Regions from separate parts of the Homo sapiens genome. Here region 1 is linked to region 2. The links are chromatin contacts, found by Hi-C or POLR2A ChIA-PET in ENCODE. All regions are on one chromosome and are shown on one strand. Each heading gives the region's core, a stretch centred on a gene start or an enhancer-like site at or near the end of the contact. The rest is flanking DNA. Distances are from core to core; before and after follow the strand shown. Region 1 overlaps DST (dystonin). Region 2 overlaps DST (dystonin).

Region 1 (4,284 bases), core at 1,022-3,521, 120 kb before region 2:
GGTTTCACCATTTTGGTTGGGCTGTTCTCAAACTCCTGACCTCAAATGATCCACCTGCCTTGGCCTCCCAAAGTGCTGGGATTACAGGCATCAGCCACCTCGCCCGGCCAAAAAAGATCTTTATAGATGTGATGTAAGGTATAGCCCACATTCTCCTACTTCCATTTTTGAAGCAGAAAACTGAAAAAGTGACACAGCCACGGTAGGAAGATAGCTCATCTGGTTGTCCTCTTCATGGGAGACTGGCAAACCTAGTTGCAATTTCTACAGCAGGCACTTGTTACCACAGTCCTACTTTTTCTTGTATCTGTGATTTTTAAAAAATACCATATGGTATTCTATTGTATGTGTATAACATTTTGTTTAGAGTGCCTTATTGATGGATATTATGTTGTTTTTTGCTTTTAAAACTGTTGTACTGAACTTTGTATGTGTCTTTGTGAGGCATGTGAATATATCCATAGGATAAGGTCCTGGAAGTGGAATTGCTGGGACAAAGGGTATTACATTTAAAATTTTGAGACGTACTTCTGAATTGTCTGCCAAAAGAGTTGTACTGATGCATACCTCTTCTGCACTGTTTCCCCTCCATGATGCCTTTGAGAAAGAAACACTTCTTAACTTGTTAATTACCTTTTAGCAGGTCTAAGCCCCACTCTTTTTTTTCTATTCTTTCTTTTACTTTGCCCTTTCATTCATAAAATTATTTCTTTTCAGCTTTTAAAGATGTGCCCGTGATGAAATTGAAGGCCTATGTTTCACTCAGTTTGATGTGCAAGCTGTTAGTCTAAGCATGCATGTATTACGAGTTTAGGGGGAAAAGTGACGAAGTAAGTTGACAAATTTCAGTGATGTGATCATTTAAAAAGTTAGAGGGTCGGCCGGGCGCGGTGACTCACACCTGTAATCCCAGCACTTTGGGAGGCCAAGGCGGGCGGATCACCCGAGGTCAGGAGTTCAAGACCATCCTGGCCAACATGGAGAAACGGCGGCTCTACTAAAAATACAAAAAGTTAGCCAGGCCTGGTGGCAGGTGCCTGTAATCCCAGCTACTCAGGAGGCTGAGGCAGGGGAATCGCTTGAACCTGGGAGGCGGAGGTTGCAGTGAGCTGAGATGGCACCATTGCACTCCAGCCTGGGCAACAAGAGTGAAACTCAGCCTCAAAAAAAAAAAAACTGTTAGAGTGGGGCTGTCTTGAGTTAGCTTATGAGAGTGCCTATCACTCTCCTAGAGATTTAGGAAGTATGTAATCAACATGAGTTTCCCCTCCCCCCGCATGCTGCCACTGATCCACTAACAATAGGGCTGTAAAGCTTGAGGGAAGATGGGTTTTGATCAAAACTCTCCTTACTTAGAAACTTGACAAGTCCTGCCTTTGTCATGTTTCCCTTTAGCATTCTCTTACCTTTCTCTCACATGAAGATTTCTTTTACATTACAGGAGCAGCCGGTATATGTAACTCTATCTGTTTTTCTTTGATAGGTTCATCTATTTGTTTTAACACTTCTTGTATTTTGACTTGATTATTCACATTATCATCTTAGCCTGTGATATGAAGTAGTTTGAGATTTAGTTTTCTACCATAATAAAAATAAATTGATTCCCACTACCCCCTTTTTGGGGAGGGTGTATTTATCCTTATTAGTCACTAAAGTTTACTTAAATTTTCCTTTTATTCACTAAAATATAGGTACTGGAGGAGTTACTTCTCTATCAACATCAATACCATTCTCTGTATTCATTAAAATTTAGGCTGTTAATGGGATTGATTGTTCTTTGTGAAGTGAGAAAGTCATAATTCATTAGATATGTTTTAATTATTGAATTTGTTAGACTCTAACCTTGAAGTACTAACTAAGCTTGCTATAAATATACTGTTTCTCATCTTTGCTGTCTACCTTGTTGTTAATGGAGAGTCACTTTGTAGAAAAAAATATACTGTTTCTCATCTTTGCTGTCTACCTTGTTGTTAATGGAGAGTCACTTTGTAGAAAAAAAAAAAAGAATGTTTGAAAAAACTCAGGCACCTAGTTTTGAGAACAAGGGAAAATTACCTTCATAGCTTGTTGCTAATCTGTGCCCAAATATGAGCATGAAGGGATGTCTACACTGAGTTACGCAGGCCTTTTTTTTTTTTTCTTTTTTTTTTTTTGGTGATTGCAAGGTGAGGTGCTTTTTGCACCAATAAGAACAGTAAGGACATGCTAAGTCTGAGCATGATTTAATCGAAACAGTCATCTTCAGGAATTTGTTACGGTAACTTCTCTGCTATCATAGGATAAGTGAGGCATATGATCTTTTGAAAAGCAGATGTTAAGTGGCATATGTGTCTTCAGTCACCTCTGTGTGGGTTGTTCTGTAGTATAGAGGGTGTTCTAAAAATGATCTTTAGGAATGGAGTGAGGCTTGTTTTTGTTTTTGTTTTGTTTTACACTTCCACACAATCCCTTTTCAATTCCTTGCAAACTGCTGAGTATGTACTATTTTGCCAGCAAAGGCTGAGCCTGTATGAACCCAGCCATGTGCTTTGTCTGTGCATGTCCCCACACAGGAAGCACACCAGAGAAAGCGATACTTCAGGGTAGATTGATTTCATTAGAACTTCATTATCACCAGCCTCAAATGGTTCTGGCCAGCAGTCTTTTTCTATCTGTATGATTAACCCTTCTCTTCCTCACAGCACCTCCTCCCACCACCTTTTCTCAGTGTTAACAGGTGATCTAGACTCCTACTCTCAGAGAAAATTGAAGCCAACAAGTAGAAAGTCTTTTTTGCTACCAAAGACACAAACCTATCTTCTTCTGCATCCATCCTCACCCCCGCTGCTGCTGTTCAACACAGGAGTCCTCTCTCCACCTACCCAAAGCCTGTCCCCTCCTGCTGTGCCCTGGATCTTATCTCTGTCATTGCCTTAGAAACCTTTCTTGTATATATTCATCTTTTTCCTTCAATAGATCTTTCTTATTGGATTTTAAGCATGTTGCAGCCTCTTCTGTTAATAAAACAACAATCAACAAAAACACTCTCCCTTAACTGCATGCTTTATTCCAGCTACTACCTTATATCATTCCTTTCCTTCAAGGCCAAAGTCCTCAGAAGAGGTGGCAATATCCTCCATCATTTCTTCACTTCATACTCATTCTTCAACACATACTAATCTAGTCTCTTACCCCATAATTCATTAAAACACTTATTCTTGGGTCATGGGTGACTTCTGTATAGCTAAATCCAGTGGATATTTTTCAGGCCTCCTCTTCCTTACATTTTAGTATTTCACCCTATTGGCCATTCTTTTCTTCTTGAAATACTCTCTCCTTTAGCTTTTATGACACTGTACTCCTGGTTTTTCTCCCACTTCTTGTCTGCTCCTGCTTAGTTCCCTCTGTAAACTTGGCCTCTTTCACAAGGCCAGTAAACACTCGAGTTTTTCAAGATTGCCTGTTGGACTTTTTCTTTTCTCTCTGTGTTGTCTCTCATCCATGCTTACAGCCCTAATTACTATAACCATTGTCATATAACTGGGTTCTGTAGATTTGACTTTCTCAATATCTCCTGACTTGGCCACTTTTTATCCACTGCTGCCACATTCTTCTGCAAGCCACCATAGCCACTTAACTGGATTCTGTGGGAGTTCTTTGACCATTTAAATTTTTTTCTCTGTCCACCCCCAGATCTGATCATTTAATCTCTTCTAATCCTCCTTAATGCATTTTGATGGCTTTTCATAGCTATTGGGGAAAAAGTTTACAATCCTTTAAGACGTTCATGAGAGTCTGCATTGTCTTGGCCCTTTGCCACACATCCAGAGCCATGTCTTACCATGTTCCCCTGGCTGCTGGCTCCCCACTCATGCACTGGTCTCCTTGTAGTCCTGTGCCCTTCAACCACAGACCTATGCATGCCTTTTTTCATCACCTGAGTGCTCTTCCACCAGGTTTTCTCCTGGTTTACTCCTGAGCTCCCTTTGGAGCTCTGAGCTCTCCATATGCACAGTGGCTGTTCTCAGTGCCTTACTTCCTGGAACATGGTAAATGCATATTAAATATTGAGTGAATGAATAAATGAATGAACTTGCTAGTTTTTTGACTGGGAAGAATTATTTCTATGTAGCATACCAAAGCATCAGGTTGTCTTCTCCGATTACCCTTTTATGGTGTTGTTTTTATGCTGATAGATACGTTTTGGTAACCTGCGCACATTGCCCTTTATACTAAGTTTCACAACTACTTTCACGTAAATCTCTTGAGATCTTGGGTAAATCAGTTGAGTTCTTTGAACCTTAT
Region 2 (4,260 bases), core at 1,360-3,859:
AGTTTAGCTGGATTATATCTAGTAGGCTACAAAAAGTAAGTAAAGCTACATTTTGAAAACAGCATTATGATTTCTGTATTATGAAATAATAGTGTTGGCTATTTTTCAGGAAAACTTTACGTACCTTATTATGTATTTCTCTCATTGTGAAAATGTGAGGGGGCTGGGCACAGTGGGTCATGCCTGTAATCCCAGCACTTTGGGAGACTGAGGCAGGAGGACTGCTTGAGCCCAGGTGTTCAAAACCATCCTGGGCAACAGAGTGAGACCCCATCTCCACAAAAAATTTTTAAAATTAGCCAGGTGTAGTGGTGCGCATCTGTACTTGGGAGGCTGAGACAGGAGGATCACATGAGCCCGAGAGGTCAAGGCTGCAGTGAGCTGTGATCATGCCACTGCATTTCAGCCTGGGTGACAGAGCAAGACCCTGTCTCAGAAAAAAAGAAAATGTGATGGATCTAGATATCATGATTAATATTTAACATGGTTTAATATATCTTGATTTTATTAACATTAGAGGCTATAACATTTATAGTAGCTGTCTAAACCAAATTTTTGGGGAAAAATAAACCAGTCCGGTTCTGCTCTATATATGAGCTCTTACATGTCATCCAGGTAAGACTTTGGAATGTGATTTCAAGTAACAAAGATATATGTAAATTATTGTGACAAATTTTAATAGCACAAATCTTAATGTGAATCAATATAAAAATCAGTTCAATAAAAAAGGAATTTAGTTATTAAATAAGTGGTGTATACTTGAACTCAATTAACTAGGGAATATTTTCCCATAGCACTGTTTACTTCCGAACTGTGTCATGGCCATTTTCTCATTCACATTCCCATTCTAGTGTAAGTGGTGTAAGGACAGTGGTGGCTATGTCTTTACAACATCATTTTTCCAGTGCTTACATGTTGTTTGGCAGACAGTGAGTGCTATTTTTTTGAATCATTTAATTTATGAATGAATTATTTGTGCAGTTTTAAAAATGTACTACCCACCTCAAATGTGAGGTTATATGTTGCTCCTCTTAGCTTTTCATAAGCCTAGAATAATATTGTGCTAATGATTCAGAGTTAGAGTCTAAGGTGAACTGAATTAGAGCCATTCTTTATTATGAAAAGTTCTGTAAGGATCTTAGAGTGTTTAGAGAAAGGCACTCAGAGATCTCAAGGAAACTTTATTATTCATATTGCCATGAATAAGTAGTTTTCTAAGCTTACATATCAAGAGAGCGGCAGCTGGGAGTAAGACTCTTGGCCTCTACTATTTCCCAGTCTAGTGCCCAATCCACTGTTCAAGCGTGGTAAGTATGAGACCATTTTTCTTTCTCTTATCAGTGCCTTATTACAGCCTGTGTGCTTGAACACCACAGAATCAGGTGCTTGTTGAAATATTTCACGTCTTGAACATGAAAAATTGGCATTGATATTGTGATGTGGATGGATATTTTTAAATCTCTTTTTCTTTATAGATAGTCATATATCTAGTCAACTTAATGATGGCCACATACTGAGTTGCATCTAATAATCTAATAATTGTTGAATGGATGAGTTACCGATAGAGTTTTCATTATGAAAAGATTTTTTTAAAAAAGATTCAACTCTTAGATTTATCGAATGAATATTGAGATAACGTTTTCTCATTAAAGGCACAAAAGTTTCCTCCCACATCTTTTCTGTAAAATTAACAAAGAAAGTATAAAGTTGTTTTTACTAGAACTGCCTTCTTCATTTGGAGTTAGCACAGTTTTGTTCATGTTCAAATGATTATTTTATGAGATTGAAGAAAGACCGCTTCATTTGTAACTGACACTCTGACGATGTTTCTTATTTTGTAAAATAGAGAATGTTTAGATTTTATTTAAATAAAACTATTAAATTTCCTACAAAGACTAAGAGTTGGCTTGCTGAATTTATTTTCAAACAGTATTTTTAGAAGGGTGTTCAGTAGATAAAAATCTGTGGAGGTGATTTTGTTTATTAAATATCTGGAGTCAGTGAGTACCACTCTTGGGCCTTGTGTTAACCTCAAGAGTACTGTATGGTTATTAGTAACTACTAATATTCATGTCAGCAGTGCTGAGAGCCCCTCACTGGTAGGAATACTTTACTCTGGAGAACAGTTAGATTTGAACTTGGGCTTCAAAAGGGAACGGCAAAACACTCTCGACTTCAAAGTGATCTGCACTTTGCATCGCAGATACTGCTGAAGCATCAGATTCTTCAGTGTAAAAGTGCGGTTTCAACTGAAGGATAGGGACCTATGTAGCCCCCCTTTTCCCATTTAGTATTCAAATGAGTGCGGTCTCTGGACCTTCACAAAATAATTTCTTCGCGGATCTCCCGGTGCCAGGTTCTGCCTCCGCAAGCCCTACGGATCCCCTCCCATTTTGAAGTAGTCGGCGGGGTTTCCGCGGTGTTTGAACCTGAGCTGTCCCTCTCCCCAGTGGCCGGACTCGGCCTGCTTTGCGCTGATGTCACCACAAGCTGTTACATTGCAGCCTCTCGGCTTCGAGGTACCTCCCACTGAAACCGCTCGCCGACTCCCGGGAAGAAGCGAAAGATGACTGCGAAGTTAAGTCACGGGAGGGCGTAGCACCGAAGTGGTAGAGAGCTGCGGCTCCGGAACGCCCGGCAGGCCCAGAGACGCAGCAGATGGTGCCTGAAGAGAGAGGGCGTTGCTGCAAGCGCCCTGGCTGGAGAGCATGCCTGCCCGGCACCGTGCTGCCCTGAGGAGCCGCGGACAGCCCCGGAGCTCCCTTCCGGAGTTCTTTCTGCTGCCTCCACCGCCACCGTCTCTCTCTAGCCCCAGCTGAAATGAAGGCCATACCGCGGCCACAGAACTTGGTTCAGTTTCAAAGGCTAATGTAGTCCCTGGGTTTTCTGCTCAATGTGAATTACGCTGCCTGTGCCTTAGAGGAAGCCGCGGAGCTCTTCGTTGCTGCAATTGCCTCAGGTGGAATAAGCCTTCCTAAGGAGGACCAGATAAGAATCTTTGGAAATGGCTTTTTTTTTTTTTTTTTTTTTTTTTTTAAAGAAGCTTAGTAGTACACCATGCTTTCTGTTTACTTTAAACGGTTGCTGGATTGTACTGCCCTGGGTGTCTAAAAGTCTGGTGTTTTTTTCTTTCTTCCTTTGAGTAGTTCTGAATAGCATTGAAGAAGCTTAAAACAGGAAGAAAACCTGCCTTTTCAATCAAGTTTATTTATAGCTACTCCCCCCTCCAAAAAAAAAAAGTAAAAGAAAAATGTAACTTTCTCATAACGTTAGACTTAACTTATTTTTCTCTGAAGATTTGTTCTGTGCCTTGATGTGAACAATACCAGGTCCCTGTGTTTGTCTTTTAAATTTCTGGAGCATGGTTTATTTACCAGAATGGTGGAGTTCTGCAAGCCATCTTTAAGTGGATTACAGTTAACCAGAGCTCTGCCGAAATTAACATTCAGGCTGTTAAAATGCTTGCTCATTTGGAAATTTTAATCTGGAAATATCAGACTAAAAAGGGAAATGGACTGACAATGGAATGTTCTGAGTGTTTGAGCCACTGTTAAGTGTGTGTTTGTTTATTTTCTGTGTTTTGGAGTGTGTGAACGGGGACTTTGGGAGCTGGGAAAGGTGGACAAAGGAGATTTTTGTTCTCTGTTATTGATGCACTTTATTGTTTAGAATCATCCTAAAATCAACCAGGTAAAAGGATAGTTGCATTTATACTGATGCACTGCTGATGACCTTAAACACCTCATGTATTATGAAATATATTATTTGAGCATGTGTCTTTATGCTAAAGACACTCCATAGCTCTGTTCAGAAGTATACTTTTTTGGAAGATGCTTTATCTTATTTCTTATCTGTGTCAAGAGCTGCAATATTTGTTTTAACTATCTGCAAAATGGGGAAGCCACTCAGCAGACCAGACTGTTTACGTCAGAATCCCCCATGTGTAGGGAAGGGTGAAGAAGAGGAGGACCTAAATATCGAAGACTGTTACGTCCCACAGCGGTCAATCTATGATACTGTTAGACTAAATGAACAGATAGACTCTGGTTCAAAAGGTAGTCTATCTTCCAGGCATTTTACAGATCGAACTTTACCCTACAGTCACAGAACACTGGATGTTAGTTCTTTATGCTCTAATGGTGCCCTTACTTCTTCCAGTGTATTTGAGCTGAGAGGTCGGGAAGCTAACAAACTAGATGAAAAGATGATCTTTGATGCACTCAAACTAAATAGTGATATCATTCGAACCACAGGATTACC

The links. Hi-C counts contacts between places; a loop is a spot of excess contacts on that map. ChIA-PET counts read pairs that join two places held with the same protein, here RNA polymerase II (POLR2A). Pooled maps may share reads with other maps.
Region 1: a loop to region 2 is called in a pooled map, with 2.1 times the contacts of the local background. The contact joins two enhancer-like sites. A Hi-C loop is called at or near these places in 1 of 50 pooled maps. POLR2A ChIA-PET finds 5 or more read pairs at or near these places in 2 of 52 experiments (GM10248 and PC-9).

The regions. Positions count from the first base shown.
Region 1 is chr6:56,658,483-56,662,766 of GRCh38, reverse strand. All of the region lies in intron 10 of DST (dystonin), which reads left to right. Among named protein-coding and RNA genes, the nearest start is that of DST-AS1, 180 kb to the left of the region's middle. Within about 2 kb of position 2,271, at least 4 of the 41 ENCODE cell types and tissues checked have a DNase peak (open chromatin) inside an H3K27ac peak, as active enhancers do.
Region 2 is chr6:56,541,205-56,545,464 of GRCh38, reverse strand. All of the region lies in intron 61 of DST (dystonin), which reads left to right. Among named protein-coding and RNA genes, the nearest start is that of COL21A1, 300 kb to the right of the region's middle. RefSeq lists enhancers at 2,385-2,804, 2,509-3,274. Within about 2 kb of position 2,609, at least 40 of the 41 ENCODE cell types and tissues checked have a DNase peak (open chromatin) inside an H3K27ac peak, as active enhancers do.